Linked DNA regions of Mus musculus: region 1 is linked to region 2. A link is a loop called in an ENCODE intact Hi-C map of the cell type or tissue named here. Cell type or tissue: heart. All regions are shown on one strand. Each heading gives the region's core, and the rest is flanking DNA. Links, peaks and the distances in the headings are about the cores only.

Region 1 (15,835 bases), core at 5,230-13,229, 54 kb before region 2:
TATACACAGATGTGGTATATGCACAAATGTGTGTATAATGTGGTAATACACATATATATGTAATGTGGTATATACAGAGATATGTATGCACATGTGTGTATAATGTGGAATATCCACACATGTGTGTAAGATGTGGTATATGCACATGTATGCATTATGTGATATATGCATACCCATATGTGTAATGTGGCATATGCATATATGTATGCATGTATGTATGTGTGATGCGGTATATGCACAGATATGTGTGCATGTGTGTGTGAGTTTGTAATATGGTATATGTGTGTGTGTGTGCGAGTGTGTTCAAGTGTGCACTCTCATGTCTGAGTAGTATTACTCTCCCCATTGCTTCTCCCAGGTCTCCTCCCTCCCTGAACTATGCTGGCCTAGCAGCTTCAAACTCCATGGTCCTCCTGTCTCTCTGCCCTTGACACACTGGGTCACAGGCACAGGCGCCACCGCACTCAGCTTCTCCTGTGGGTGTTGGCAATTTGAACTCAAGTTCACACTTGAGCTTGTCTACTGAGCTGTCTCCTGACTACAGCTTCTACATCAGTGGTTCTAACCTGTAGGTATCAACAAATTTGGGGAGGAACGACCTTTTCATGGGGGTATGAAGACCATTGGTCACCTAAGACCATTGGAAAACACAGATATTTACATTACAATTCACAACAGTAACAAAACTAGCTATGAAGTAGCAACAAAAAATAATTTTATGTTTGGTGGTCACAACATGAGGGACTGTATTAAAGGGTTGCATTGTTAGGAAGGCTGAGAACCACTGTCCTATATATTTCTTATTAATATCCACAATAATGTTGACGTAGGCCTCTTCTGCTTAAGAAAAGACAAAATTAAGACATGTCTGTTTCCTATACACTGTTCAGAAAAATTAGACTAGCGCATGATCTATTTCCTCACCTCGTATTTCTGTAGCGCCTTAACAGCTTTTGAGAACATTTTAACCGATTGTTTTTGTTTTTTGCTCTCAAAATGTAATTACTTCTTCTATTGCTTTTGCAAAATGCCTGATGAAACTAACTTAAGGAAGAAAGGGTTTCCTCCGGCTGGTGCTGGAGAGAACAGTGCGTGACCTGGCGGTGGGGGAAGGGTGGGGGGACACTGTGAGAAGCAGCTGGTCCTGAGGCTGGTGAGGAAGCAGGCAGAGAGAAGTACCAAGATTCCCCTCACAGCCTCAGGTTCACTGGTCCTGGAACCCCAGCTGAGTTTCTCCTCAGTTAAACTCTCTGAAAAACAAATCCGCTGCCCCAGAGGTCTGTTTCCATGGTGATCCTAAAGCCAATCATGATGACTATGAAGACAAACAAGGGCTGTGACCCAGGAGACCTTACCCTGACAGATGAGGAAACAGAGGTCTAGACAGGTTAAATATGTCAGGGAGATTCCAGCACCAATAAACACATGAGCAACACCAAGTGAGCTGACCTCCCTGGGTGTGGTGTGCCTGCCTTTCACCCTAGCACCTAGGAGACAGAGCCAAGAGAATCTCTACAAGCTCCAGGCCTGTTAGAGATAAGCTGTGAGACCTTATTTACAAGCAAACAACAAAACAAAGCCAGCAACAACTGGGTGTGCTGACACAAGTCTTTATGCCCAGCACTTAGGAGACAGAAGCAGGTTGGTCACTGTTAGGTCCAGGTCATTCAGGTATACAAAGGGAGTTACAAGCCAGCAGGAATACACAGTGAGACCCTGCCTACAAACAACAAAAACAAAAATAAATAAACAACAGCAACAACAAGAAGCCGTTTTGTGGGGCTAGGGATGTAGCTCAGTTGGCAGGGTAACTGTCTAGCATGCATGGAACACTGGGTTCCACTCCCAGACTCCCAAAAGCCAGGCGTGGTGGGGTAAGCCTGTCCTCCCAACACTTGGGAGATGGAGGCAGGAAGTTCAAGGTCTTCTGTGTGGATTACATGATACCCTGCCCCAAAATGCTGTCTTTCATATTATGTATAAAACAGAGCTTTTAAAAATATTATTATTATTATTATTATTATTATTACCACCATTATTATTATTTAGCACTCCTAAGGACAGTTTCCTTGTAAATCAGAGTCTTCACGCTCACATTTACATTTAGATTAAGTCATTGAAGCATTCAACACTAGAGGGCGCACCACGAGAAGGCTGGCTGCAGAGACGCCCAGAAAGCCTGCCAGTGCAGCTAGACACCTGGCAACGCAAGGATGAAACAGGAAATGAGCAATAAAAATCTACAGATAGCATCTCCAGGCCAAATGTCACGGGCTGCTTGATGGGTTACGAACCAGTGCTCGCCACTCACCCACCCCCACCTCATCACCACCCCACCCCCATCCCCACCCCACCCTTACCCCAGCTCCACACCAGCCCCACACCAGCCCCACCCTAGTAATGGAATGACCTTTCCCATTTAGTCTCAGATCTCAGTAAAACAGGACTGGTATAATTATCTCCGCTTTATAGATTAAGAAACTGGGCTGAAGAGATGGCTCAGCGGTTAAGAGCACTGACTGCTCTTCCAGAAGTCCGAGTTCAAATTCCAGCAACCACATTGGCTCACAACCATCTGTAATGAGATCTGAGGCCCTCTTCTGGTGGGTCTGAAGACAGCTACAATGTACTTACATATCATTCATAAATAAATAAATAAATAAATAAATAAATAAAATTTTAAAAAATCTTTGGGCCGGAACGAGTGGGACCGGAGGTGGGGGGTGGGGGAAGGAAGAAACTGAAGTTATACTAAAAGCGAGCGATGGCGATGTTTTCAAAGTCCTAAGTACAGGAGCATTTTACTGTCTGCCTTCTTCAAATGGCATGGATAGTTGATGTTTGAGTCAGTGTCTTCATTTGCAGAACTCTTTAAGATTCTTACATCGAGCCAGGCAGTGGTGGCACATGCCTTTAATCCCAGCACTTGAGAGGCAGAGGCAGGCGGATTTCTGAGTTCGAGGCCAGTCTGGTCTACAGAGTGAGTTCCAGGATAGCCAGGGCTACACAGAGAAACCCTGTCTCGAGAAAAAAAAAAAAAAAAAAAAAAAAAAAAAAAAAAAAAGATTCTTACATCGAAACTCCCTTGTTCCGCATCCTTGACTCCTGGCTGGCCAGTCTCCCTGCAGTCACAGTCACAAATACCTTTCTGGATTTCTCTCTTGCTCCATTCCACACTTGCTAACTGGAAGTGCCTTCCCCCTTCTCTTGCCATTTCTGAGGCCAGTGAGCTCCCCTCCCCCACCCCACGGCCACCCCACCCAAGGTCTTCTTAGCACTCCTCTGTGTGTCTTTAGAGGACTCTGTATTGACCCTGACTCCTAGGGCTTCCTATGCTGCAAGGGGAGCTCCTAAATGCTGCCTCACACTGGCTCATAATTCTTTGCAGGGGTCAGAAACACCTCAAGTCCTATTTGTAGGCGCCAAGCCCTATACACAGTGTGATCCCAAGGCTGGGTTAATATCCGGTTCATTTATTAAGCATCCTGAGTGGTTATCATGATTACGGTGTGGGTAGCTGGTGAGCTCTGAGTCCGGGTGCCTCTGCTTGCATTCATTTGAATGAGTTCACACTTCTGTATTACGCCATCCACCCAGATTTGCATTTGTTACTGCTACTTCAAACATTTTCTCAGGATGCTTCATTTCTACACATTTGTTTCTCAAAAGTGGCAGCTGTAGGACTGGGGATGCGGTTGAAAGGTGGCTCGCCTAGAGGGCACAAGGCTCTAACCACCCCCACCCCCACCCCGATTTAGGTGAAAGCCTATAATCCTAGCACTTAGGAGGTAGAAACAGGAAAACAAAAAACCAACGCCATTTTTGGCTGTGTAGTGAGTCTAGAGCCAGCCTAGGATACAGGATTCCCTTTTTAAAAGCTGAACTATCTTGATTTATATAAGCACGGAAAGTGTGCCACCCTGTGGTCAGGAGTCAGGGTGGGACCCCCAGAGGAGCTGTGACGTCATAGCTATTTCACCACCTTCATTTTCCCTGTCGATCTAGTGTTGTTGAACTGGACACATATTTCTTTTCGTCCTTGGATGTGACTGATGCTATGCTAGACCCTGGAGAATCAGAATGCATATGGAAGTGGGTTCACTGACAAAGCAGGTGCCTGGTGTGTGTCCTGGTTTGGATCCCTAACGTTAAAGAAAAATAATCAAAAGCCACATCCAGTTCCTGAAACTGAACCTGTAATGGTTACGACGGAGCCATCTCAAGATCCCTATGTCGGTGTGTTTAACTGTTAGCAAGAAAGAAGAAATGATTCCATCCCACTCTTGGGAGAATTCAAATGACTCTGGATCTTATCATTGGTACATTGTGCGAGGATGTAGCTTGGTCAATAGAGTGCTTGCTTAGCATACGGGAAGTCCATGTTTGATCTCCACATTGTGTGTTGTGTCTGTAAAAAGGCCTTGGGAAGCCCTGAAGGATGATGGGACAAAGCCAGGCTGTAGATTTCACAAAGCGTCTGCTGGGCCACCTTAGCCCCTTGCTAATGATGCTACCGAGAGTCAGCGAGTTTCCAGGTGGACTGATACCAAGGCCACCCTGGAGACCGTGCGGATGGTGCTCCGGGCCGGGCCTCTCCTGAGCACGTTGCTCATGTTATTGAGCTCTCCCCAATGTCAAGCACCAGTCATTTCCATTTTACTGCTGAAGAACCTACTCATAATGCTAAATGTCTGTGCCCCGCCCCCAGTTCATACATGAAGCCCTAATCCCCAGCGTGGTGTAGCAGCTTTGGAGAAGGAATCTCTATCAGAATAACTGAGGCTAAATAAGGCGGTTAGGGTAGGACTAGTGCCCTAAGATGAGGCATCGCAGAATGCCTCATGGTCAAAGGCCATGTGGGGACACAGGGAAAAGCAAACAACAGCAACCTAAGGGTAAAGATGTCACAAGACAGTGAGCCTTCTAGCAGGTTGATCTTGGACTTCACCTCCAAAACTTCAAGACAGCCAATGTCTGCTGTCAGAGCAGCCTTGTTTACAGCTTTCCGTCCTAGCACCCGGAGTTAATTATAATTTAACCAGGGGAGGGTCCTTTGCCTGACACAGATAACAAGTGCTCTACCCAGGACTTGCACTTAGGACTGCTAGTGAGTAAATAAGATAATGCAGATAAGTTGAAGCCGAGGCAGGAGGATTGCCAGACTGAAGCTATATAGCAAAATCCTTTCTCAAAATCAAAGTAAAAGAGCCAAAAAATAAAAATAAAATAAAATGACAAACACACACAGATTCATTAGCACACCAATTTATACTGGATACCATTTGTTACTTTCAAGTTCTAGAACGTAGGTGCTCAACCACAGAGGATGCATAAAGAAAATATGCTCTGTGTACACAGTGGGATTTTTTTTTTTAAAACCAAAAAGAAGAAAAAACTTAAAGATGGAGAGTAAGCTCAGCAGTAAAGGGCACTTGCTGTTCTTCCAGAGACTGAGTTTGGCTCCCAACACCCGCACCAGGCAGCTTACAGCTCCTGTAAGTACAGAGGACCCAACTCCTTCTTCTGGTCTCCATGGATATCTGACCTCAACTCACTTGCATGTAAACACACACACACACACAACACACACACACACACACACACACACACACACACACACATACACACACACAAATACATGTAATTTTTGGTTATTTTGGCTTTTGTTTGCTTGTTTTCTGTGTGTGGCTTTATTTTTATTTTATTTTATTTTATTTTATTTTATTTTATTTTATTTTATTTTATTGAGATAGTATCTCTCTATGTAGCCCTGGTTGTCCTAGAACCTGATATGTAAACCAGGCTATTATCAAACTCACAGAGATCTGCCTGCCTACCAAGTACCAGGATTAAACCACCCTGGCTCACGTTTTTTTAAAAAGAGAATCTGGATACTTATAACTGTCTAGAGGGACAAGAGGACACATGGGTTGGAGAAACAGCAGGATGACAGAATATGGGTCAGAATATGTTCAATGTACAGTAAACACTTGGATGAAAACTTTAAAATTAATTTAATTAAAAAAACACTCCAAGGGCCTGGAGAGATGGCTCAGTGGTTAAGAGTACTGGCTGCTCTTCTAGAGGTCCTGAGTTCAATTCCCAGAAACCACATGGTGGCTCACAACCATCTGTAAGAGGATCTCATGCCCTTTTCTGGTGTACATAGAAATAATCTCTCTCTCTCTCTCTCCATATATATACATACACATACATATATACATATGTATACATACACACATATATGTGTGTATATATATATATGTATATGTGTGTGTATATATATATATGTATATATATATATATATAGAGAGAGAGAGAGAGACAGACAGACAGACAGACAGACAGTATCAATAAATCCTGGCAAGGTATGATAAATTATCAGAACTTAAAATGGTTTCTAATATACCCACTTAAGTCTAAAGTCGCACCTATAAGATTGTACCTGTTGGGGTGAATTATTCTGCAAGCCATCAAGGGGCCCATAGCACAAGCCAGAGGCAAAAGAAAGCACACTTGACTCCAGTCCCAAGTGGCTACAGCTCCTACCTTCTGCTTTCAGAGACTCAGAAGCCAGCTCCCCTGACACTGAGGCCTTTGTGCAACCAGAGTCTCCTGGGGCTCCAAAGACTCCCAGGCTCGCAGTTGGGTCCCCAGACTGGCACATGCATCCCCCTATCCCATCTGTCAAGGGGCTGCCCCGGTTTTAGTCTGTCTCTGCCTATCCATGACCTGCTAGGATAACACTGCTTGCTCTCTGGTAAGGAGGGCAGGGATTGACTAGATCTTGGGTCACAGAAGTTATCACTGGACACTTGCAAACTCTGCACAACAGCTCTGTCATAACTGTGCTTCAAGGAGGAAAACCCTGGACCTAGGGGGCTGGTGGGGTTGGCATCACTACCGAGGCCTTGGTGACAATTGTCAGAGGAGAGCTGGATCATATGCACATTCGAGCCCACTCAGGCCGAGTGCCCTGGGTTCACGCCCTGGTGCACTATACCCACAAAGGCCTGGGGATGTGTCTCAGTTTGTAAGTGCTTGCTAGTATTCGGAGTCCTAGGTTTGATCATCAGCACTGTAGAAAACGGCATGGGGGCACACACCTGTGATCTCAGCACAGAGTGCAGGACAGGTAAGGGGGTCAGAAGTCCCATCCTTTACTACGTGTGGAATTTAAGGCCTGCTTGGGGAACATGAGAACTAGTCTGGGAGGGAGAGATGAGGGAAGGGAAGGGGGCAGGAGGGGAGAAGAGGAGAGGAGAGAGGGAGAAGAGAGGAGAGGAAAGAGGGAGAAAAGAAGAAAGAGGGAGAAGAGAGGAGAGGAGAGAGAGAGAGAAGAGAAAGAAGAGAGACAGAGAGGAGAGAAAGAAGACAGAAGAGAAAACAGAGGAGAGGAGAGGAGAGGAGGGGAGGGGAGAGGAGAGGAGAGGAGAGGAGAGGAGAGGAGAGGAGAGGAGAGGAGAGGAGAGGAGAGGAGAGGAGAGGAGAGAAACCAGCTTCTCAGTGTGACCCTGGAAGCAGTACTCTCCCCTTTGTGTGTGTGTGTGTGTGGTCTTTGTCCCACCCAGCAGGTGTGAATGTCCTTTATGAAGCTGTCACAGACCTCATCCTCACTTCTTCCTGATAGCACTAAGCTTCTAGGACTTGTTCTTAGGTTATTTTTAGCTTGTCCTTTCTTTTTAAAAATTACACCAGAGAAGCTTAATCAGTCCCATTTGGTTTTGTGCAGAGAAAGAAAATTTGCAGACATTATCCAAGAACTGCTACAGAACATGAAGGCTGGCTGGCAGGCCTACTCAGGCAGCCTTCTCCCTCATTGTCGTCGGTGCAATAGTTTATTTTTGGGTGGCGGCCTCCACACATCACACTCATGCCACACAGGGGTTCATTGTGAATCTAAAAGAAACTCAAGATGTAGGTGAGGGAGTCAGGGAAGTCAGTCCCAGCTTCAGATGGCAACTGAAGGGGGGAAGAGCCCAGCACTGGGAATTAGCACTGGGAATTCGTGGCCACCCTAGGCAGCTTCAAGCACCCCACACCTGCACACTTCCCATTCTTCATCTCCACAGCTGGTCAGCCACCAGCAGGCATGGAAGGAGGCCAATGGAAGAGACAACTGGCACCTCGGACTTTTGTTCACTTACCACGTGATCCTCACATATCTAAACCACCCCTGACATCACCAACAAAGCAAACAAGAGAAAGAGTTTAAGTGCTCTTACAAAGGGTAAGACACTGTGACAATAAACACTACAGGGCCCCATCCACCCAAACTCTGGAATTCACCCTGGTCAAAGCGGAGTGCCTCAGGATCCAAGTCATGAACTGCGCTGTTTGCCAGGATGGCTTGGGCACTTGTTCTCTGGACTTCAGCTGAAGTACCATCCAGGTCCTGCCGGGTAAGTCACTACAGCCCAGTTGCTGTTCATGCTTAGACTGCCAATCATTTCAAAGTCCTCTGGCCACTCTTGCCATTGGCATATCCCCGTCCTTAATGGGGCCTGAAGTTGCTGACTGCAGTGTGTGATATTCAGATAGTGTGTATCTGCTTGTGGTGTGTGTGAGGTCTAGCGAGAGGGGGAGGGTAGGCTGGAATATACAGCCCATCTTCCCAGAACCAGGCTGGCATTAAAACTCGGCCAGCCAGCAGGATTTGTCTTCAGAATCCACACTATTCTGAGCATTCCTGTGCAGAAGATGGGGGTGCTCACCACAGGGGCCTGAAGGGCTGCCCGGTCATCTCACTTAAAAGAAATGACTTTCAGAATGCTGAGAAATAAAGGAGACATTTGTGAGGGACAGCACCCGTTTTAAAGTTTGTGCCTGGAAGACAGAGCTTTTCTGATGGAGTGTATGAAGTACGAATGGCTGATGCATACAACTCTTTTCTTTTTTAAAAAAGATTTATTGTTATATGTAAGTACACTGTAGTTGTCCTCAGACATACCAGAAGAGGGCGCCAGATCCCATTACGGATGGTTGTGAGCCACCATGTAGTTGCTGGCATTTGAACTCAGGACCTTCGGAAGAACAGTCATTGCTCTTAAATACTGAGCCATCTCTCCAGCCCATATACAACTCTTTCAACTATTCGAGAGTAGATGAGATTAGGGTAGTAATATTTTTTTCTGAGTTGCCTCTCACGTCTAGGGCTCATAACGGAAAAAGGCAAAAAAGTGTATTTAGACTTTTGGTGATTAATTAAACAGTTAAAGCAACAAGAAAACAACACAAACCCCTGGGCCTGGAGAGGGACGGAGCTCAGTTGGTAAAGTGCTAGCCTAGCACACACCAAACCCTGGATTTGGTCCCCAGAACTTTGTGAACTAGATGTGGTAGGGTACACCTCCCAGGACTGGGGGAGAAGAGGCTGAAAGATCACAATCACAAGTCCTTTTTGTCCATGTGGGGAGTTCAAGGCCAGCCAGATATCTGTAAGTCTTTGTCTTGGGGGCAGGGGTAGGGGTGGGGAGCAGAAAAGAACTAAAAATGTGTGTCCTGTAGATCAAGTTTCAAGAGCCAACACAGGGCAACACTGAACCCAAACTCTGTTTCCCTAGATTCCTACTCAGTCCACATAAGAGTCATGTGACCTCACGGGTGTGGGAATCCCCCTACCAGCCCCCCTCCCCAAAAAATTCTGTAGTGGGTCCCATGGATCGTTGATCTCATTCAACTCACCCCAAAGAGTATCTATAGAGTAGCATAGGATTCCATAGGTTGGGGGCCAAGTCCCCAGGCTGCCTCAGATGCCAGTATCGAGTCTCAGGTTGTAGCCCATGCTTCTAATCGAGCATCTACAGGCTGGGACCCCATAATCCCCTCTTGAGTTTAATTTGCCAGGACTCGTGGATCTTGGGAATGTACTTAGTGGTGCATTGTGGAGAAAATCATGTAACAACAGAGATTCATGAGGTGGAGCAGGGAAGTACCGGGTCAGAACTTCTAGACCTCTGTAGCCATGCCGGCTTGATCTGAGAGTTGAATATTTCTTTGGGGTGGAGGGTGGCTTGAGACTCTATTCACACACGTTTGTGGTTCAGTCATTGATCATTAGGGGGTATGTCACCTCCAGCTTCAGTCACAGGCATCAGGGAAAATGAAGACCGGAGTTCCAGCCCTCTTTCTTCCAGGTGACCAGCTCCTGTTTGGAAAGCTACTTAAAAACTACCAGTGGTCAGTTCACATCTCAGCACAGGCACAGAAGGAATGAAAGCCAACAACAATCCGTGGCTTCCACGAATTCTAAAGCTGCGGGATGTGCGACAGGACATGAGGCCAAAGATGAAATCCCTATTTTGTAATATCATGCAGGTGGCTATCCTAGGCTATGACGGACTTCCAGGAAAAGGGTCTCTGGGCCTTTCTCCTGTGTGAGTGGTTTAGACTCCTCTTTAGCTCCTCCTTAAGGCCTTGGTAAGACCATGTCTTTAACTCCTTAAGACCCTACTAGGGTCTTCCAGAGAGCTAGACACAATGGGTCACAGACATGTGTATAGATTAGGTAGTGCATAAGATAAGAGATGGCAAATACAGACAGATGATATAAACACACAGATGAGAGCATGAGGGAGTATATTATGGGAGTTGGTGCATGTGATGATGGAGTGGGAGTTGGTGCATGTGATGATGGAGGCTGAAGAGCCTCATGCACCAGTTCTGAACAGGAGAAGGACACGGGATCCACATGTAATTGGTCTGAGTCTAAAGGTTCCAGGTGTCACATGACACTATTCCTGGGGAGATGTGCATACATGTCTACTCATCCCAGATAGGAGGTTGCTAACAGACCACAGTAAGGACACCAGCAAAGTCCACATTGGTGAAGCAGTAAGTTTTATTGAGGTGTCCTCACAGAAATATGAGGCATTACCTACAGAAGCAGAAATGACTCAGAGGCAGCTGCATCACCAAAGACCACCCCAGCATGAGTGGCAGGTCACAGAAGCTGGGAATCTGGAGCCCAGTGTAGAGCCTGCAGGAAGCTCAGCTGGGTGGCAAGTGGCCTTCTCGTGTGACTTGGTTGGTTTAAACCTCTTCCAGGAGGCTGGGCTGGTTTCCGAGTCTTCCAGGTCTGATCTCTGAGTCTTCTCAGCATCTTGGCTGGTCTGAGACGGGACTCTTTATTGCTTGTGTTGGGAGGGGGGTGCCCAGTGACCCTGGACTGCTAGAAGCTATTCTGAGTGTTTACCTTCTGGTTAAAGGGGCTTCCTGGTAGGAGGGAGTATTTCTAGGAGGAAACTTTGACACAACAAGGGATGGTACATGAGGTCAGTGGGGTATCTGAGGAAGTGCTGCCGGACACTCTGAGAAATGCTTTGTCAATTGTGTCACTGCACAAAGTGAGGTTTGTTCTGAGCTAAAATGCCTATAGGCGATAAAGTCTCAGGGAGAGGCTATTATTCATTCAGTGTGCTGTTGCTACTTTACAGCAAAAGACTAGTTAGAAGGCTGAGGTAGGAGTGTGTGTGTGTGTGTGTGTGTGTGTGTCCATGTGTGTGGTGGTGGGGAGAGAATATCTGTTGCTGTGACAAGGACCTGAGAATTTTGAAGGAGGAGAGATTTGTTTTGGCTCAGGGTTATAGACATGCACGCCACGGTCATGTGGATCTACTGCTGTGGGCTGGTGATGAAACAGAGCATCATGGGAAAGTACGCATAGTAGAACAGAGCATCATGGGATAGCAGGGATAGGAGAACAGAGGAGCATCATGGGATAGTAGAACATAGCTATTTACCTCACAGGTGCTGGAGGTGGGTAGAGGGACGGTAAGGAAGCCAAGATACTCCACAAGTGAATGTCCCCCAGTGACCTACTTCCTCCAACAATGACCCATCTGTTAAAGTCCCCACAAGCCTCCCAGAAGAATGTCACCAGCTGCAGACCACGGCCTCAGTGCATGAGCCTGTGTGGAACTCTTCATATTCAAGCCATGACAAGAACTAACAGATTTCCTGACTCTTTAGATATCAGTGAGAGAAAATGTCAAGAATGCCTTCAGAGCATCCAGTCCATGCAGCACCGAGGGCCGACTTACCATTTACTGAGGAGAAGTGTAAGAAAGCCCAGAGGAGGAACAGGCTCTGAAGGGAAACCAAATGCGAGGTTCTGGTCATTTAAGTTTGCGCTAGTTTCAGGGAAAAAAAAATCAAGAGAAAAATGGGTAGGATTGGGTACAAAGAATCTCTTGAGGCATTCAGATGCAAATTCGAGAAGAGAAATGGGTAGAGGATGTCATGAGGAAAATTTTTATGCCCTGAACTGATGCACAAGTGCCCACTCTTTTTTTTTTTTTAGATTTATTTATTTATTATATGTAAGTACACTGTAGCTGTCTTCAGACACACCAGAAGAGGGAGTCAGATCTCATTACAAATGGTTGTGAGCCACCATGTGGTTGCTGGGATTTGAACTCTGGACCTTCGGAAGAGCAGTCAGGTGCTCTTACCCACTGAGCCATCTCACCAGCCCCACAAGTGCCCATTCTTACTGAAAGCCCCTCTAGTCTCTTGCCCTACATCCCACCCAGTCTCAGGGGACATCTGTGACCAGGATCACCTTTCTGCTCTTTTTCCCCTCTCCACTCCAGTTCTGCCACCACTCCACCATTTTTTTTTTTTTTTTTTTTTTTTTTTTAGCTAGGATTGTAGCAGGCAGGAAGTCAGAGCCTGCATGGACAGATCTGCAGGTGTCTGAACTTGTTGTTTTTTGATTTGTTGTTTTCCCGTTAATTTATTGAAATGGTATATTTACTTCTGGGCTACAATTTAAGAAGTGCCTGTTTGGGCTGGAGTGATGGCTCAGAGGTTAAGAGCAATGGCTACTCTTCCAGAGGTCCTGAGTTCAATTTCCAATTTCCAGCAACCACATGGTGGCTCATGACCAACTATAATGAGATCTGGTGCCCTCTTCTGATCCACAGGCATGCATATGTGAAGGCAAAATACTGTATACATAATAAATAAATCTTTTTTAAAAAGTGCCTGCTTGAGCCGGGCGTGGTGGCACATGCCTTTAATCCCAGCACTCGGGAGGCAGAGGCAGGCAGATTTCTGAGTTCGAGGCCAGCCTGGTCTACAAAGTGAGTTCCAGAACAGCCAGGGCTACACAGAGAAACCATGTCTCGAAAAACAAAACAAAACAAAACAAAATGAAAGAAAAAAGAAAAGAAAAAGTGCCTGCTTACCTTGATAGGCTGGCTGAAACCTGCCAATCTTGGAATCCCTCTGAGAAGGGTGCAAATCCACTTCTCATTCTCTCTGGCTAAGACACATGTCTTAGTCTTTCTGGTTTCAATTTCAACACACTCTTTCTAACTATAGCAGTCTGGCAACGTGTTACATCATAGGAAGTTACCCAACATGGTCCACCCAGGCCCGCTTCCTTTCCGCCCGTCATACTCTGGCCTCCATCTCTGAACCGTCCTCAGCTGTGAAGATGGGAGCGGATTTGCCACCTACTGCAAGGCTAAGGGTTTATTTATATAAACCTAAGAAGTGAGATGCTTAAATCCACTTAAAGAGAAGATAAGAAGAAAGAAGAACCACCTCAAACAAGTAGAGGCGGAGATAAAGCAAGGAGTGGTGGCACTGACCTTCTGTCCTGCCACTAGGGAGACTTGTATGGGAGGATCAAAAGACGAAGGCCACCGTTGGCTACATCGGAAGTTCCAGGTCGGCATGGGCTACCTGCAACCACCTCAGGCACTCCGGATGAGGTCTTGCTTTACCATTGGCTGAGGCTAAGCTCACAGTGCGTGATGGTAGCATCTCTATGTCTGCACGGTGGTTTCCTTCGCACATTAGCAGTGCTGTAAGAAGACTCACAACAGGGCAGACATTTTGTCATACTTCTGCTATGTAGAAATATGTATACTAGATGACACCTATGTTCTAGGTTCCTGGCTAAGCCCTTCCACACATTTTCTCACTGTCATAAATCACATTCCTGCCATGGTCTATGCTGTTTACATCTGAACACCCAAGTGTAACCAGATTCGGCCCTTTTTCCCCGGGGGCGGGGGGGGGGTGGGGGTGTTGTTTTTCCAGCATATCTGGGACAAATCTGTAAAGTTTGATTTCCACATACATTAAAAAGATATGCTTATAGATCATTAGTATGTCTATGGCCTATCATGTTAGGTTTTTTTTTTTTTTTACTTGATAATGGAAAAATAATGTAAAAATCTCACCTCTAAGGAGCAGGACACCTTTCTGGTTAGAAGGTCAGTAGGACTGAGAGTCTGCAGGCATACTATAGTATAGGTAAGGACAAATTATAATTAAAACACAGGGGGAAGATGTGCATGGAGCAGCAGGCTTATGATGACTATACAGTCTCTCTCTGAGACAATGTTGCATGTATCCTAGGCTTTCATCAAATTTGTTGCATAGCCAAGAATGACCTCCTATTTCTGATTCTCCAGTTTTCTGCCACACAAATGCTAGAAGTACAGGCATGTGCCACCATACCTGGAGTACTGTGTATTTGAGATCAAGTCCCAAACTTCCTGCATGCTAGTTAAACACTCTACCAATTAAGCTGTGTCTCCAGGTGCCACGTGTTAAATACTTTTCACACATATAACTTTTGCATATATGTACTGAAAGCAAAAATTCCTAGATGTGGAGTTGTGCATTCAAAAATGTTCACATGAAGTTAATCCCAGCAGCTGGGAGGCAGAGATAGGCAGATCTCTGTGAATTCCAGGACAGGCAGTGCTGTTTAACCTGTCTCAAACACAACAAAAAACATGGGGCTGGAGAGATGGTTCAGTGGCTAAGAGCACTGACTGCTCTTCTACAGGTCATGAGTTCAAATCCCAGCAACCACATGGTGGCTCATAACCATCTGATGCCCTCTTCCGGTGCATCTGAAGACAGTTACAGTGTACTTAGATATAATAAATAAAACTAAAAAAACCATAAAAAAAACAAAAAGTGTCCACATTGAGGGTCTGAGGAGATGGCTCAGTGCCTGCTCACAGAGGACCAGAGTTTGATTCCCAGCACCTACACCAGGCAGCTCACAGCTCGGGCCTCCAGGGGCATTTGCTTCACTTGTGTAAAAGTACACACAGACTGCACAACGCACATAATTAAATATCAATCTTTAAATCTTTTTTTTTTCCTCACGTTTTGGCTGGGCATGGTGACTCACTTTCCTGCAACTTCAGCAAGAGCTGGAGGTGAAATCAGGAGTTCAAGGTCAGCCTGGCCTTCAGGGGACCTGGTCTCAAAAAGAAAACACAATTTCCAAATTGTATTTCAGAAGAATTTGTCAAACTTGATCTCACATTCAGCATGTGACAATGTGTTCTCTCTCTGTGGTGTGCACACAGGCTGGCTGATCAGTTCTTTGCTTTCTCTATTTATACCAATATTTGGAGGGGGTTGGGGGGCTTGGGTGAGAGTGTTTTTTGAAACAGGACCTCATGTCACCCATGCTGGCCTCAAACTGGTTATGTAGCTGAGGGTAATCTTGATCCTTCTCCTGACTCCAGTCTAGTGCTGAGATTTTGTTTGGTTGGTTTTTCGAGAGAGGGTTTCTCTGTATAGCCCTGGCTGCCCTGGAACTCACTCTGTAGACCAAGCTGGCCTCGATCTCAAGAAATCCGCCTGCCTCTGCCTCACAAATGCTGGGATTAAAGGTGTGAGCCACCACTGCCTGGCCTACCTTTTAATTTATACCAATAATAAAACCATAAAAAAACCACAAACCTCTAGAATCAGCTTGAAAAAAAAAAAAGATGATAGAAAAAGCAAGTGGTGGTTCTGCAAAGGGAGAAACTTTTCTAAACTGATTTTAACAGCAGGACATTTTTCATCCAGC
Region 2 (15,835 bases), core at 3,135-11,134:
ACTAAACCCAAACTGTACAACTTGTAAGTAGGATTATATACTTTTATTATTTCCCTCTCCCCTTCTTGTGCGAGATTGCGTGTGTGCGTGCATGCGTGCATGCATGCATGCACACACACATATAGGGACTCATAGCTAAGCATGGTAGCACACACCCTTAATCCTAGCACTTGAGAGACAGAGCCAGGTGGGAGAGACAGAGCCAGGTAGATCTCCTGAATTTGGGCCAGCCTGGTCTACTGAATGAGTTGCAGGATAGCCAAGGCTATGAAGAGAAACCCTGTCTCAAAATAAGTGAAAGAATGAATGAATAACTCCGACCTTAAGCTTAATATGTGGCTGAATATGATCCTCCTGCCCACGTACTTGGAGTGCTAGGGTTACAGATGATGTCATCCAGCGTAGTTTAGCATGAACCCATTTTGATACTTTTTGTTCTTTTAAGATTTATTTACTTATTTTATGCATATGAGTACACTGTAACTATCTTCAGACACACCAGAAGAGGTCATTGGATTCCGTTAAGATGGTTGTGAGCCACTATGTGGTTGCTGGAAACTGAACTCGGAACCTGGAAGAGCAGTCAGTGCTCTTAACAGCTAAGCCATCTCTCCAGTCCCCCATTTTGATACTTTTAAAGGGTCACATTTTGAGGGTCAGCATTACTTTACCATCTAATACAGTTCTGCAGTTCTCATCCTGTGGCCGTGGTGGGTTCTGCTCAGTTGACTTACTTGTGTGTACCTGGGCCTTCGACACACTGTTTCATTGTTGCCGGTACATTTATATAACTTAATCTTGTTTACATAATTATCATACTAATGTAAGTTAAGGAGTTCACAAATGGTTTAATTAGATTTTTTTTTTTTGTGATAATGGGGATCAGACCTAGAGTTTCCCATGTGATCGCAAGCCTTCTCCCTCGGAATTACACACCCAGCCGTGAGATTATTTTATAGCTGACTTCTTGCCCTTGTCTGCGTGACTTAAGTCTTTTATTTTATTATATTTTACTTGTGACACGCTCTGCTGTATCCCCAGCTAGTCTCTAGCTTGTAGCCAGTGATAAATTCGGACTTGTAATTCCCATCCCCACCTCCTCAGTGCCGGGATTAGAGACGTGTTTCACCACACCTGGCTCGTGCAGTGCTGGAGATCAAACCCAGGGCTTTGCACATGCTAGCCAGACACTGGGCCAATTAAGCTGTGGCCACAGCTGCCGCTGTAATTCTTTATACACATAAGCACACTTTGTAAATGTGTCTACTGATGTGGAACATGCTGTAGTTCTCATTCGAAGGCAGCTTGCTTTCAGCCTCTTTATGTTCCTGCCTGCCTGCTGGCAGCATGGCTTTCTTTACTCTGGTCCTCATTGCAGGGCGGTGGTGTCTTTGGTTAGAGGTTTCTCTTTCTTGTTCAGTGCTCTATGTGAGCTTGGGTGGTTTTAAATGTTTTATGAGGTATGATATGGTAATACTTGGGCATACCTTTGAAAGCCTGTTAATTATAGATGTCTCTTTATTACCGGGGAAACTGCATCAGTTTCAATCTGCTCTACTCCAACTTTCCCCTGCTCCAGTGCATTCTCAGGACACAGGGTCTCATTTCTGCAACTTATATTACACTGAGAACTACATTATGTCATTTTATTGAGTACTGCATTATGTTACATTAAGTAAGCTTTTGCATTCTGGGCAAAATAAATGAACATTGCTTAGATTTTTATTATAAATAAACTTGCGATCACGGAGTAAATACATTTGGTCTCAGTGAATATTTCGGGACAGGGTATCATAGTCCAAAGATGGTGGTGTCCTTTCCCGTCTGGTTTAGGAGCATGTAGATGATGGGCCGTGGTTTTTTGGTTTTGTTTGTTTGAGACAGGGTCTCACCACATACCTCTGGCTGTCCTGGAACTCACTATGTAGATACTAGGCTGGCCTCGAATTTCGGAGAGATCCACGTTTGTACCTTCCAAGTGGTGGGATTAAAGGCACGACATGCCGCCATGCCTGGCCTTACTTAGGTTTCACTTTTATAGCACAGTCTTGTGTAGCCCAGGCTGGCCTCAGACTCATTATGTATCTGAAGATGACCTTGAACCTCTGATCCTTATGCCTTCATCTCTCCAAGTCTGGGATTACAGTTGTCTGTCACCATGCCTGGCTAGTGCTGTGCTAGGGTGTGAACACCTTTATGCTTTTTTTTTTTTTTTTTTTTAATGCCAAGCAAATACATCTTCAACCCTCCATTGTAGTTCTTAAGAGAGAGCTTGATATTTATTTAATTACTGATGATCACTAAGCTTGTATTAAGTCTGATGAAATGAGGTGTCTGTCCCGCCTCCAGAACCTCCTTCCACAGATGAACCCGACCTCTGTGCTGTTCCAGTTGCTCTCCCGACTGCCATGCTTTAAACAGAATCTCACCTGTTTGACTTACTACTTATGGAGGACTTGATCAGCGGTCCCTTTTTTTTTTTTTTTTTTTTTGTTCTGGTTCTTCTGGGCTACCCTCAGCAGCCATCAGACCCACCTTTCCTATTAAACTCTCCCCTGTCATTATCCTAATACGATTGGCATTCAAGCTACGTCACTACGATATTTGCCAAGCTCCAAACAGTGAAGTCTCAGGTCCCTTTCTGCCTTCCTAGTTCTTGTGTTAGGTTTGGAGGGTGCGCTGGAGAATGGGCAAGTGCCTGGACTCAGGACAGGCACAGAAACGACTGCCTAAAGTTCAGCTCACAAGGTGGACAGTGCAGCAATAACCAAAACTCGAGCATTAAAGACAACATGGGTAGAATACACCAGGACAGGAGACGGAGAGTAAGACGCAAAGAAGCCGATTTTGTGTCTTCCCGTTTTGTGAGGAAAAGAATTGCTGGTGTTTGGTGTGAATGTAAGTTACCAAGCTGAGGAGGAAAAAGCTGTCCTAATGGAAGCCGCAGCCACGGTTTAGAGACGGAGAAGCCAGTGTGACTGTGACACAGGCAGGGTTGCTGGGATGAGTGATGGGAATGTGGAGGAAAAGCGGAGGTGCCTCTGTGTAGCTTGCATCCAGGGTCCTCTGTGATAGCCTGGAAATGTGGGCTTTATCCCAATGGGGTCATGCAGTCTCAGGACTTAAGAAACACTCAATTTCCTTTCTCAGGTGTGGGGACTAGACCCAGAAATCCCGTGGTTCTGCCGTGGTCCGCAGTGACCCAGCTGAGACTTTGTGCTCTGCAGCTGAAGTGACAGGAGACAGAAAGGAGATAGTTATGGGCAAGACTTGGTGTCTGGTTAGGTAGAAAGTGGGAGGGGAGTCAGGAAGGAAACAGAAGAGCTAAGGGGAGAGTTTCCTGGTTGGCCATTGCCTCTGGGCTGTCCTTAGGAAGGACGGAAAGCCATAGGACAGGTTTGGAGAGGATACTGAGTTTGTTTAGAAAACTTCCTGACACTCATTTGTATACTTGGCAGGGGTGGGGGTCACATGGTCCACAGAATACATGCACAGGTCAAGGGACAACTGGCAGGCATCAGTTCCGTCCTACCGTCTAACACGTTCTGGGAGGTGGGAGGGTGGGGTGAACTGTTTGTGAGTATTGGCAGCGTGTGCCCTTACTTCTCACCCACTGAGCCATCATGGTGGTCCTTTGAGTCTGTGTGAAGTGAAGATGGAGTGTCTGTAGGGCACCGAGAAGTGTGGGCCCTAGGAGGAATGTGAAGACAAGGCCAGGCACACACGGCTGGATCAGCCTAGCCACAGATGTAATTGACATCCTCCAGGCATGGCCAATGGATCAAAGACAGAGTGAGCAAACAGAAAGGAGTTAGTCACCTAATCCTTCCAGTCACCTGCGTGGGAGAATTACTGCTGTTGTCCTTTTCATACGTGGTAAGGAGCCAAGTCGCCAGGTATTCAGTCGGTGCTTAGATCCTGTCAGGGGAAGAGAAGAGGATCTGAGAAGCCGGGTGGAGGGGGTGGGAGGCTGGCTGTGTGTACAGGCACATCCTGTTTATGGAGCACGTGATGATGATTGGCACTTGTCTTTTGTGTGTGTGTGTTTGTTTGTTTGTTTTTGAGGCAGGAGCTCACTCTATTTCTGACTAGTATTAGACTCCATATGTAAACCAGGCGCTGGCTCTAACTTGTAGAGATGTGCCTGCCTCGTCCTCCTGAGTGCTGGGATTAAAGGTGTGGATGGTTAACCCTTATGGTGGATTAATTGATTGAGAAGTGATTAAAGGGTAGGAAAGGGAATAATTTACAGAAAAAGTTTTGAGAAAGCATGGGGCAGAGGAGGGCACGCTCGGGAGTCTAGGGGCAGGGGAGGGCATGTACAGGTGTACGGGGAAGAGGGGAGGGCACGTTCAGGAGTACTCATGTGCATGGTGGAGTTGACCTAGAAGGCAGTCAGGACAATTCCTTGACAGGATGAGAACTCCATGTGAACGTGGGGGAATGGCCAGGTAGGTGGGTAGGAGTGGGAAGGACGCTGAGGAATTTACTCCTGTTGCTGGTAGATTATTAGCAAGGGGACAGATTTGCTGTTAGGGTCTTTGAGACAGACATTCAGAGGTTACCTCAGTAATAGGCGCCACACTGGATCGGGAGAAGCCAGAGTCATACATTTGTTTTTTTTACACTTGTTTATTATGTGTCTGTTGGGGTACACTATGGAGGTCAGGGGACAACTTAAGGGAGCTAGTTCTCTTCTTCTGCGTATGTCTGCAGCTGAGGTCTTCAGGCTTGGTGGCCATCTTGCTGTCTTAGCTAGGGTTTTACTGCTGTGAACAGACACTGACCAGGGCAAATCTTATAAGGGATAACATTTAATTGGGGCTGGCTTACAGGTTCAGAGGTTCAGTCCATTATCATCAAGGCAGGAGCATGGCAGCGTTCAGGCAGGCATGGTGCAGGAGGAGCTGACAGCTCTACAATTTCATCTGAAGTCAAACAGGAGAAGACTGGCTTCCAGGCAGCTAGGATGAGGGTCTTAAAGCCCACACCCACAGTGACGCACCTAGTCCAACAAGGCCACACCCACTCCAACAGGGCCACACCTCCAAAGAGTGCGGAGGCTCCCTGGGCTAAGCATATACAAACCCAATATGCTGCTGATTGTGAAGTTTGTTGTCCTGGTTGAGTGTTGTAACATTGTAAACTTATGACTAGGACCCTGTGGCCTTGCCTGAGCGTTGAGTTGGTGACAGGAGGATGTGGAGGAGGTAGGGAGCTGGAGACTGACTGTTAAGGGGTTGGGGTGCCAGCTATAGGGGAGTCATTCACCCCAAGAGGCCTCAGTTTTCCTGTCTAGTAATGGGGGAAATTAAAATTTATGTCTTCTCGCATCTCCCGCAGCTCTTGGGACTGCAGGGAGACTTGTGCACCATTTGACAAAAATTAGTGGCTCAGATCAAGAGAAGCTGCTGTACACGGTAGCTCCTGGGCCTATGTCTTTAGGGGGTTGGCCGCATGAGATCGGGTGGGGCGGGTAACTTGTTTGTGGTCCTGGGCGTCAGTTGGGGAGAGGTCAGAGCCAGGGAAGGAGACAGGCAGAAGGGAGAAGCAATGGATGTTATCTGTTCCTCTTGTGTGACATTGTCCGCTCTGGAGCCACCTCTTAAGTATGGGGCTGGTCCCCTAAGGCCCCGAGGCGTGGCTGGCATTACAAGGTGAACCCAGGTCTGGTTAAGTGGCTTCGGAGATTATTGTAATAACTTAACAAGCTACGAAGGTGATAGGACACTCTTTTTTACAAGTAAGCCTCTAATCTTTCTCTAGGCTCTTAGAGAGCCAGGAACCTGGGTACTTCCGTCCCCCTGCATTTTGCTGTTATACAACTCAGTGCTTGGAAAATTCTTCACAGGAAGAAGAAACAGGGTGTAACAGACTCAGTGAAATGTGTTTTATTTCTTACAAAATTCACCCATTTAAGGCTGAGAAGCCGATTCCATCGCCACGCCTCTTCTCTAGTTTCTCAGAGCCTTTCCCCTCATAATTAAATATTCTTCAAAGTGAGGCAGAAGTTGAAAGAATGAAAACCATTTCGTCTTGAACTTAGGCCGTAGTCTCTGAATGCATTCTCCCATTTCCTGAGGAACAACAGGAAGAGTACACTTCCTCAAAATAAACCCAGTAGCCCGAGTGTGAACTCAGGGCCGTGGAGATCAAAGATTCCAGCACCTCGCCCAGTGGGAGCTTTCCAGTCGCTTCTGTGACCTCAGAGAGTCAAGTCTGATACCATCCACGGTCGCTGTGGAGGTTTTAGCTTAGCATGAAGTGTGAGAATGCGCACGTGGCGTGTGTGTGTGTGTGTGTGTGTGTGTGTGTGTGTGTGTGTGAGTGTGAGAGGGGAGAGAGTGTGTGTGTGTGTGTGTGTGTGTGTGAGAGAGAGAGAGAGAGTGTGTGTATGTGTGAGTGTGTGTGTGTGTGCGTGAGTGTGTGTGTGTGTGAGAGAGAGAGACCTGGACATGCCTTGAGTGTTCTTGAGCTGTTCTTGGCTTCAGTGTCCTCCCTCCTGTGTCCTGGAGTCTAAGATGTAGTTGATTAGTATGCATGCTCAATGGGCACCCGACATCACAGTTGGGGAGACAGAGCACCATCTGCCTTTCTGCCTTGGGGTTTGAATCAGATTGGCCCCATAGCCCCATATAGTTCACTGTTCATTCAGTAGAAGGGCTAGGAGGTGTGGCCTTTTGGAAGAACTGTGTCACTAGGGGTGGGCTTTGATGTTTCACAAGCCTATGTGTGCCAGACCAGTGTGTCTCTGTGTATCTGTCTGTCTGCCTGTCTGCTTATGGATCTTTAGCTCTCAGCTACCTCTCCAGCTCCATGCTCTCTGCCGTGATGATCGAGGACTAACCCTCTGATACTGTAAGCCAGCCTGTAATTAAATGCTTTCTGTTCTGAGAGTTGCCTTAGTCATGGTGTCTCTCCACAGCACTAGAACAGTGACTAAGAAGACACGCATCTATTTGGAGGTAAACTCTGTAGCCCAGGAAGCTGTTTCATGCTGTTCTGGTAGAAAAGGGTCAGCAGCTCACACACTGAGCTCCGTTGAGGATGAAGCCTCTGACAGTAATTATATATGAGTCTGTCTGTCTGTCTGTCTGGCTGTCTGTCTACTTTAGGTGGGAATAGGATGTTTATTGATACTTATTTCCAGAGATAGGATTCCACATGTAGTTCTCTGTCCTGTCCTTGGTGTACAATAGGCCAATTTATTTTGTATAATTAGCACCTTTGTAGGGTTATACTTTCAACAAACTAAATTCCCCCCACCAACCACACCCCAGCACCACTTGTCTCTTAAGAAAAGGCAGAGAGAGCCAGGCAGTGGTGGCGCACGCCTATAACCCTTGACTTGGGAGGCAGAGGCAGGATGATCTCGGAGTTGGAGGCCAGCCTGTTAGACTGAGAATCCCTGTCTCGAAAAATAAACATAAAAAACGGGGGGGGGGGGGGGGGAGGGAGGAGGGAAGGTGAGAGGAGAAGAAAAGAAAGAGAAAAAGAGAGGATAAAAAGAGCGGGCACAGCTCAGCAGTGGTGCAGCACAGGTGTCGCCTGCAGGCGGCCCGGCTCCATCCCAAGCACGGAGAGCAAACGTGGACACAGGTGACGGCAGACCCCAGAGCAGCCCAAAGCTGTTCTGTTTCTCGGTCTCTTTACTTTTGACCCAAGTCTTTGTATTTAGTGGGTTTCTTATGTAGAGTTTTCCCCTACCTTACCAGTACATAGTTTGAAGCATACCCAAGTCTTTCACATTGAATGGGCTCAGTGATGAAGGGTAGTGCTTGCCATGTTAGAAGTTGCTCTTTAGTTGTTGCCTTGGACCTTGGCTACCCCTTGGCTGACTTACGTGGTTTTTGTTTATTTGATGGTTTTGTTGTTTCTCACTATATTGTTCAGGTGGGCGTCCACGCCCTCTCAGTTCTCAGGTGTGTGGGTGCTCACTCTCAGTCCTTAGGTGGGTGCTTACTCTCAGTCCTCAAGTGGGCATTTGCTCACTCTCAGTCCTCAGGTGGGTGCTTACTCTCAGTCCTCAGGTGGGTGCTCACTCTCAGTCCTCAAGTGGGTGTCTGTTCACTCTCAGTCCTCAGGTGGGTGTCTGCTCACTCTCAGTCCTCAAGTGGGTGCTTACTCTTGTTCCTCAAGTGAGTGCTTACTCTCAGTCCTCAAGTGGGTGCTTACTCTCAGTTCTCAGGTGGGTGCTTACTCTCAGTTCTCAGGTGGGTGCTTACTCTCAGTTCTCAGGTGGGTGCTCACTCTCAGTCCTCAGGTGGGTGCTCACTCTCAGTCCTCAGGCCTCTGCTCACTCTCACAGTCCTCTGTTCTGACTGTCTCTGGGATTACAAACACACATGGCCATACTTAACCATACTTTCTTTTAAAAAGCACTTAGTGATTACTTTAGAGTTTATAACTGACGCCACCACCTTAATGATAATAATAATAATAATTCTCCCTCTTCCTCTTCCTCTTCCTCTTCTTCCTCCCCTACTTCCTCCCCTCCTCCTCCTCATTATTATCAGGGACATGCACAGCTTTAGGATTGACCTGACTGGGACCAGGGAATGACGGACACACACATGTACAGAAAAGCTGGGATCTGGCGGGCCCTGCGTTCTTGATGGAGATTCATTAGCAGCCCAGAAACTCAGTAGTTGTTAATATAAGCTGAAGGAGGATGAGGTTAGCTCATCTCCAGAGGGTCCCTGGAGAGGAGCAGTCTTAAGCTTTAGTCCTCCTGGAGGAGGAGGAGGAGGAGGAGGGTTGGTACTTCTCTGAAAACCGTCAACATCTGTAGTTGGAGCAGGCCTTGCCATTCCCCTCAGCCTGACTGGTGGAAGTCTCTTCTGTTGATTGGTTTAATGCATTAGGGTCTTTCACTCATGTCACATACGCATGCTCATTCTCACAGGGTACTCTCATTGCGCACAAGTGCATATGCACACATGTATGCCCCGGTGCATGGATGAGAGTCAGGGTGATCATTTAGAGTCGGTTCTCTTCTTAGACCTTCACACAAGTTCTGCAGCGCAAACTCAGGTCATCAGGCTCATGTAGCAAGTGCTGTCCCTACTGCACCATCTTGCTGGCCATCAACTTCTGCTTTGTTTGTTTTTTGAGACAGGGTTTCTCCTTGTAGCCCTGGCTGTCCTAGAACTCACTCTGTAGACCAGGCTAGCCTTAAACTCATAGATTCTTCTGCTTCCCGAGTGCTGGGATTAAAGGCACGTGTCACCACCGCCTGACTAACTTCTGCTTTAAAATAAATAAATAAAATAAAATAAAATAAAATTGGGGGCTGGAGAGCTGTCTCAGTGATTAAGAGCACTGACTGCTCTTCCAGAGGACCTGAGTTGACCAGCAACCACATGGTGGCTCACAGCTACCTGTAATGGAATCTGATTCCCTCTTCTGAAAGTAGAACACTCATATACATAGAATGCATAAATACATAAAGACAATTACATATGTGATAATGCATAGAATAAAATTAAAAAGCTGTCCATGAATATAGTAAGAATATTGTTGCTTGGTGGTAAGATGATAGATAGTTCTTAGATTTATTTTCACTTTTAATTTTATGTATGTGTGTATATATATATATATATGTATATATACACACATACATACACGTATATCATATTATATAATACATATTATATATTGCATAATAATACATGGTATATTGTATATAAGTATATTATAATATATAAAAATATATCTCATATATATATATGCATGTGAATGCTGATGCCCTGGAAGACCAGAGATGTCACATCCCCAGGCTCTGAAGTTGCAGGTGTTGCCCAACATGGGTGCTGGGAACTGAACCCTGTTCCTTGGCAAGAGAAATCTCCTCTCTGAACAACCGGAGCCATCTCTCTAGCCCTCTAGACTTCTGCTTTAAAAAAAAAAAAAAAAAAAAAAGCTTCCTGTATTATCGGAGTTTTAGACATAATCAGTGTCACATTTATTACCAGAATGAACCAGATTCATTTCACTTTGAGAAGACGAGGTAAACCAGAATCAAGTAAACTGAGACTCTGCTTGGCTCTAAATATACGCCCTGCCTTTGGCATGTGGGGTGCGCACAGGGTCTCAGGCCACCTCCACTTTCTGGACAGGAAGATGACAGAGTTGGTTGCCTCTCGTTGTTATCACTCCTGTTCCTTCTCAGTCTATATAGTGAGAAGGAGCCCAGTAGGCTGTGGGAATCTGTGCACTCTTCGCAGATCTGTCTGTCTGTCTGTCTGTCTGTCTCTGTCTCTCCCTCTCTCCCTCTACCTCCCTCTCTCCCTCTCTCTCTCAGAATGGCACAGAACTGCCTTGTGACTCTTTCCCGTCTTTTGAAAAATAATGAGAGCCGAGAATGATAACGTTTGCTGCCTTAAAAACGTAACCTTTCACATACAATGTCTAACTGTTTAGTTTTGTTTATAAATGTGCAGCTCTTGGGTTGGTGGGACATGAACCTGCTGAAGGAGTCAGGTTTGGGGGCATCACCTGTGAAAGGCATGGCTGGTAATGACTAATATAAGGCTGTCTAGATAGTAGGAAAATAAAAATATTTGAGAAAATCATGATGGCTGCCATTGTGTGTGTGTTTATTCTCCCTTCTGGATTTATTTGGGTTCCTAATAGAAGACAAATCCAAACTCAGGTTTGGGGAAGTTAGCATGGTGTAATACCAATAGATTGATGGTCTCCGTTTACTGCCATTGTTACTGTTTTTGAAGTATTGCAGATTGACTCTAAGGCCTCATCCGTGACAGACAGCTACATACTATACCTATAGCCTGGGCTTACATATATGGATAATTGCTATTCAAGGGATTGTGAGCAAAATGGCACCATTTTCCAGTAAAATACTTTACAGCAGATGTTTTACAGGTATATGAGCCCTTGGGATACTTCAAGAGAATATTGAAATGTTAACGAGGTTTTGTTATTTGTAATAAAATCCTCTCATACCATTCGGTAGATATTGAGGGTAAGGGGAGTGAATTTGACTTCGTTTTCATACTCGGTCCTGAATAGAGATAGCATTTGTGGGAGGGTTGAATTACCAGAGGGATACGGGAGAGGGTTCTAGGCCTTGCTCCTGCCTCAGTTTACCTTTGGGGCTGTGAGGCTGTGCTGTCATTGGTTTCTCCCCTGTTTTTAACCTGCTGTTTGCAGCTGTGATGGGCTGTGAGTGAGGGGAAAATGACCTGTTGTTATGTTAAATGCAGAGGAAGAGAATAATCTGCAGAGAGCTCTCACAACCAAAGAGCAAGAGCTTGATGGCTTTGCTTTTGTATATGCGAAGGTAATGCTTTAATGACCACTCTGGGGAGAAGATTGGCAGGCGCTCATTTCAGAGTAGTCTTTCATGGGCTACCTCATGGTTGCCTCCCTGCCTGTTCTAATCCTTTGCTCTTTGAAGGAAGACATCTTGTGGTCCAAATTGCCACATTCGCCCAGTGTGAGCCCTAGATGTAAGTGGAATAGCACATTGTGAAAACCAGAGTGAGAAATTCTGAAATGACTGAGATGACCTCGGCGGAAGGGTGGCAGGTCCTCCAGATTGTATCCAGAATAGTGACTTTAATATTCTTTTTATAAAAACTTCATTCACATCCAGCGCAATAAAATAAGATATTTTAGGTAGTTTCAGAATTAGACTTCTTTGCCATTTTCAGTGTTAACTCATAATTCGTGTATTTGGAAGAGCAGACGTTTTACAGCTTCTAAATATATAGTCTCCCAAGTTTTAGTCTTGCTTTGTGGACGAGCCCAGCACATTGGGGTCACTCATTAGCCAAACTTTCCATTTGTGCACTGATGGTGGGCAGTCAAACTTACAGACGCGGTGCTTCAGGCAGGCCTATACCCCACCAGAAACGTGCAATTTAAGCTTTTCTAGAAGACATCAGAACCTCTGCCTCCTTTAATCTCTCTTTAGTCAGAAACATTATGAATTAAAGCTTTTATGGTAAAACTTAAAAGATTTTTTTCCTTTGGTTTTATTTGTTTGTTTGTTTTTTCGAGACAGGGTTTCTCTCTGTAGCCTTGGCTGTCCTGGAACTCACTCTGTAGACCAGGCTGGCCTCGAATTCAGAAATCCATCTGCCTCTGCCTCCCAAGTGCTGGGATTAAAGGCGTGCGCCACCACTGCCCAGCAAAACTTAAAAGATTAACACAGATTTGGCTCTAGCTTGTCTGTCCCTCCCTCGTGAAATGATTGACAGACAAGCTAGCCTCCCCTCCCTCTCCTTTCCCTGTGAGTTCCCAACTCCAGAACGCTTTCCTTACTTTGCTGGACAACTCCAGTTATTTGGCTTTTACTTTTGAGATACAGTCTTACTCTGTAGACCAGGCTAGCCTCAAATTCAGAAACCCACCTGCCTCTTAGGGGTTAAAGGTGTCTGCCCTCCTCTACCCATAGCAGTTTGTTTACAGTTGTTCGATTAGATTTTCTTTGAAATTCTTTCAATACTCCTCATTTTTCCTTTTGAAGTTACATTGGAGAACCTCATCCGCCACAGATGATCTTCTGCGGGAAGGCAGGTGAGGAACAGAGAGAAAGGAAACGGACCCCTAAGCCTTAGCCCTTCTGATGAACGGGGAAAGTGCGGGTGCCTTTGGCGGATCTATAAAGCTCTGTGCAGTTACCCCTTCCACATGGCTTTGGGATGCTGAAGTTTCTGATCCTGCACCCCTTTCCCTGAATGCTTTTTTCCACAGTCTGTTACTATTTTGAGATTAATACTTGCTTTTCAAGAATATGTACCTCAAAGTGACAGTGTTGCTTAAGGACATTTCAGAGATTCTTGGATATTCTGTCCTAATTCCAAACGAAAATCCACGTGACGGTCTTAATAAAACTCAAGCTGGAAACAGCCATTTTTATTTTGTTTTGTTTTGTTTTTGTTTTGTTTTTCGAGACAGGGTTCCTCTGTGTAGCCCTGGCTGTCCTGGAACTCACTTTGTAGAACAGGCTGGCCTCAAACTCAGAAATCCACCTGGGGCTGGTGAGATGGCTCAGTGGGTAAGAGCACCCGACTGCTCTTCCGAAGGTCCAGAGTTCAAATCCCAGCAACCACATGGTGGCTCACAACCATCCGTAAGGAGATCTGACTCCCTCTTCTGGAATGTCTGAAGACAGCTACAATGCACTTACATATAATAAATAAATAAATCTTTAAAAAAATAAAAATTAAAAAAAAAAAAAAGAAATCCGCCTGCCTCTGCCTCCCAAGTACTGGGATTAAAGGTGTGCGCCACCACCGCCCGGCGGGAACAGCCATTTTTAAAACCTAACATTCTAACAGGATAACATTCAAAGATAGATGAGGGTGATACATGCTGAGTGATGGTAGGAAATACGAGAAGTCCCAGCTGGCTTCTGTGCCTCCAGCATTGTCTCTGTAAGGGCAGACAGCTCCATGTGTGCACAGTAGAGACACTGCAGTTCATAACATGACAGCCGCTGAGGGGCGTTTCAGTCAGTGGTTGCTGGCCTTGCACAGTGTGACAGACAGCCTATGTACTGCAAATGCAGTACAAAATGGGCACGTTCAGATCCACCGAAACCGTCACAGGAATGGATACTTTTTTTTTTTTTTGAATTTTCTGTCATTGCTAAAGCCAAATTTCTTGTGGCCCTTACATTCACTCACCTAACCGCATGGTGGGGTCGATTCAGAAACCCAGAAGGAAGCAAACTAACAGGTACATTGTAGCAACTTGTTGCTCCAACTGGAGGAGATCCCGAAAGAGTTCTAGAGCCTGAGCCCCCTTGTAATTTCTGCCCTCTTTAACAGTCTTTACTGTCTGTCATGAGGAAGCGGGTGTGGCCTGGAAGGTCCTGGAGCCAGCCTTCCTACTCCTGCCTTCTACTGGCTAAGCTGTTTTTTTCCTATGATTTCATGGGTGACATATTTGAAGCCATGTTTCTTTTTGGTTTTCATAAAAGTTTGCTGTTTCAAAATAAGAATTTTCATTTGGTTCTTTTTTGCAGCAACATAATAAATACTCATTTAATGAAAATATAGGAGATGAAGCAATTGAGAGAAATTGCATCGCAGGGTGCAGTGTGTAAATAGGTGTATGTATGTGTGTGGGGGGTGCCGAGGGCGAGAATAGCCTCCGGGGCTCTTGCCTGCCTGCCTGCCTAATTTGTAATCTGGATACCTGGATTATTATTGAAGGTCTCCTGTCTCTCGCTGCTATTGGTTTTTAGAATGACCCTATTTCCTTTCTCTTCTTCTTTTACTTAGCCCACGAAGACTAAGCCTGTCCATTTGAGAAATGTCTGTTACAGACCAGGCCAGACATGAATCTCTGTTCATGTGATGTTTTCTGGGGTCTGTGTTAGTTTAATTTTTTCCCCTTGTTTTTCTGCACTTTGGTATGAAGATGCTGTGTTTATGAAGAGAGCCTCGGTGTCTTTCATGTATTATGCATTCTTAAACCAATCCCAGCCAGCTCTGACCCTTTGAGATTTTAAAACTGCTTTGTTCCGGTTTCTGCGAATTTTTGAAATATTAAAAAAAATGTTCTTGAGGGGATGGGTCATGGGAAAAATTTTTCAGGGTCGTTTCTTCTTAGAAAACTGTAATTTTGCATAGAGAGGTTTTATTCAGGGTTCAATTCTGCCAGGTGCACGCCGCCTTGAACTTGAGCCCCCCAGCTTGTTTGGTATTTAATTCTCTGTTTTTTGGAGACAAAGCCTCTTGAGTTAACTGCCTTCAGTTCTTCCCGTTGTCCCATCAAAGAAAGGTCTGAAAGCCTGGGTTTGTGTTGGAGCCACATGTCAATACATGAGGATCAAAAGATTCTTCTGTTCTGTTTTTTTGTCTTTGAACCAGGACTTTCCAGAAAGAACACAGACTTGTTTTGAATATTGCCGCCTCTGGGTGTGATTATGCAAGTCAGTAGTATTTTTGATTTTTAAAACCCCGTTCATAATAGTTGCAGAGGTATGAAATTGCAAGGAAAACAAAAATACTCTTTTTTTTTTTTCTTCTCCAAATAACTTGCACAAAGCAGCCTTTGAGTGCAGGTGGCTTACAAGGATCTGCAGTTCTCCCACTGCAGAGGACGTTTCCGTAAGAGCTGCTTCCCATTTAAACCCCACCTGCCAGGAGTCTGCCCCAAGTCTCATTTTAAACTGAGTATATGAGCATACATGTGTGTGTGTGTGTGTGTGTGTGTGTGTGTGTGTGTGTGTGTGTACATGTCGTAGGCAGATGTCTACATGTGTGTGTCTTCAAATGTACTTCACCTTGGTTTTTGAGACAGAATCTCTCACTGGCTTGGAGCTTCCCAAGCAGGTAGGCTGATGGCCTGTGAGTACCAAGGATCTGTCTGTGTCCTTCTCCCTAGTGCTAGGATGAAGCAAGCCCAAGCCTTTTTATGTTGCTCTGAGGATACAGTTCAGGTCTGGAGCACTTTACGGAGGAAGCCTTTTCCCCAGTCATGGAAGTTTTAAGCTCCATCCGATATCCTTGGATGTTCCTCATGTGCTGACTCCATTTAAGGCCCCCATCAAGTCCTCCCGGAGCTGTGGTCCCTATGCCGATGGTCTCCGTGTCTCTGACCTCCAGTGCCCTACAGACACTGGAGCTGATAGGCAGCCACCTGCCCGAGCCCTCAGTGTTTATCTTTGCCCTCAGATTTCTTAAGAAAACAGTGTCCTCACACGAGGCCTTGTCTGAGGAAGTCCCTGCCTGTGTCTCCAGTCTGAAGCTGTTGCCCCTCCCCCGCCACACACACACACACACACACACAGACAGACACACACACAGATACACACACACACACACACACACACACACACACACACACACACACACAC

The links. Hi-C counts contacts between places; a loop is a spot of excess contacts. Peaks named below come from ENCODE experiments on the same cell type or tissue, not always from the same donor. Only the 100,000 strongest peaks of a DNase experiment are listed, where the experiment ranks them.
Region 1: it touches region 2 in a loop (1.8-fold over the local background); 9 of 42 quality-filtered maps call a loop at or near these places.

The regions. Positions count from the first base shown.
Region 1 is chr5:105,682,882-105,698,716 of GRCm38, forward strand. It overlaps Gm42166, which reads right to left. Exons shown (of 2, transcript XM_017321263.2): 2 at 14,148-15,835. Among named protein-coding and RNA genes, the nearest start is that of Lrrc8d, 9.2 kb to the right of the region's middle. In heart, for the core only: a CTCF peak has its summit at 8,951 (motif pointing right); no DNase peak of the experiment used is centred there; H3K27ac peaks cover 686 bases; H3K27me3 peaks cover 537 bases.
Region 2 is chr5:105,739,373-105,755,207 of GRCm38, forward strand. All of the region lies in intron 2 of Lrrc8d (leucine rich repeat containing 8D), which reads left to right. Among named protein-coding and RNA genes, the nearest start is that of Gm42166, 43 kb to the left of the region's middle. In heart, for the core only: no CTCF peak of the experiment used is centred there; a DNase peak (open chromatin) is centred at 6,179.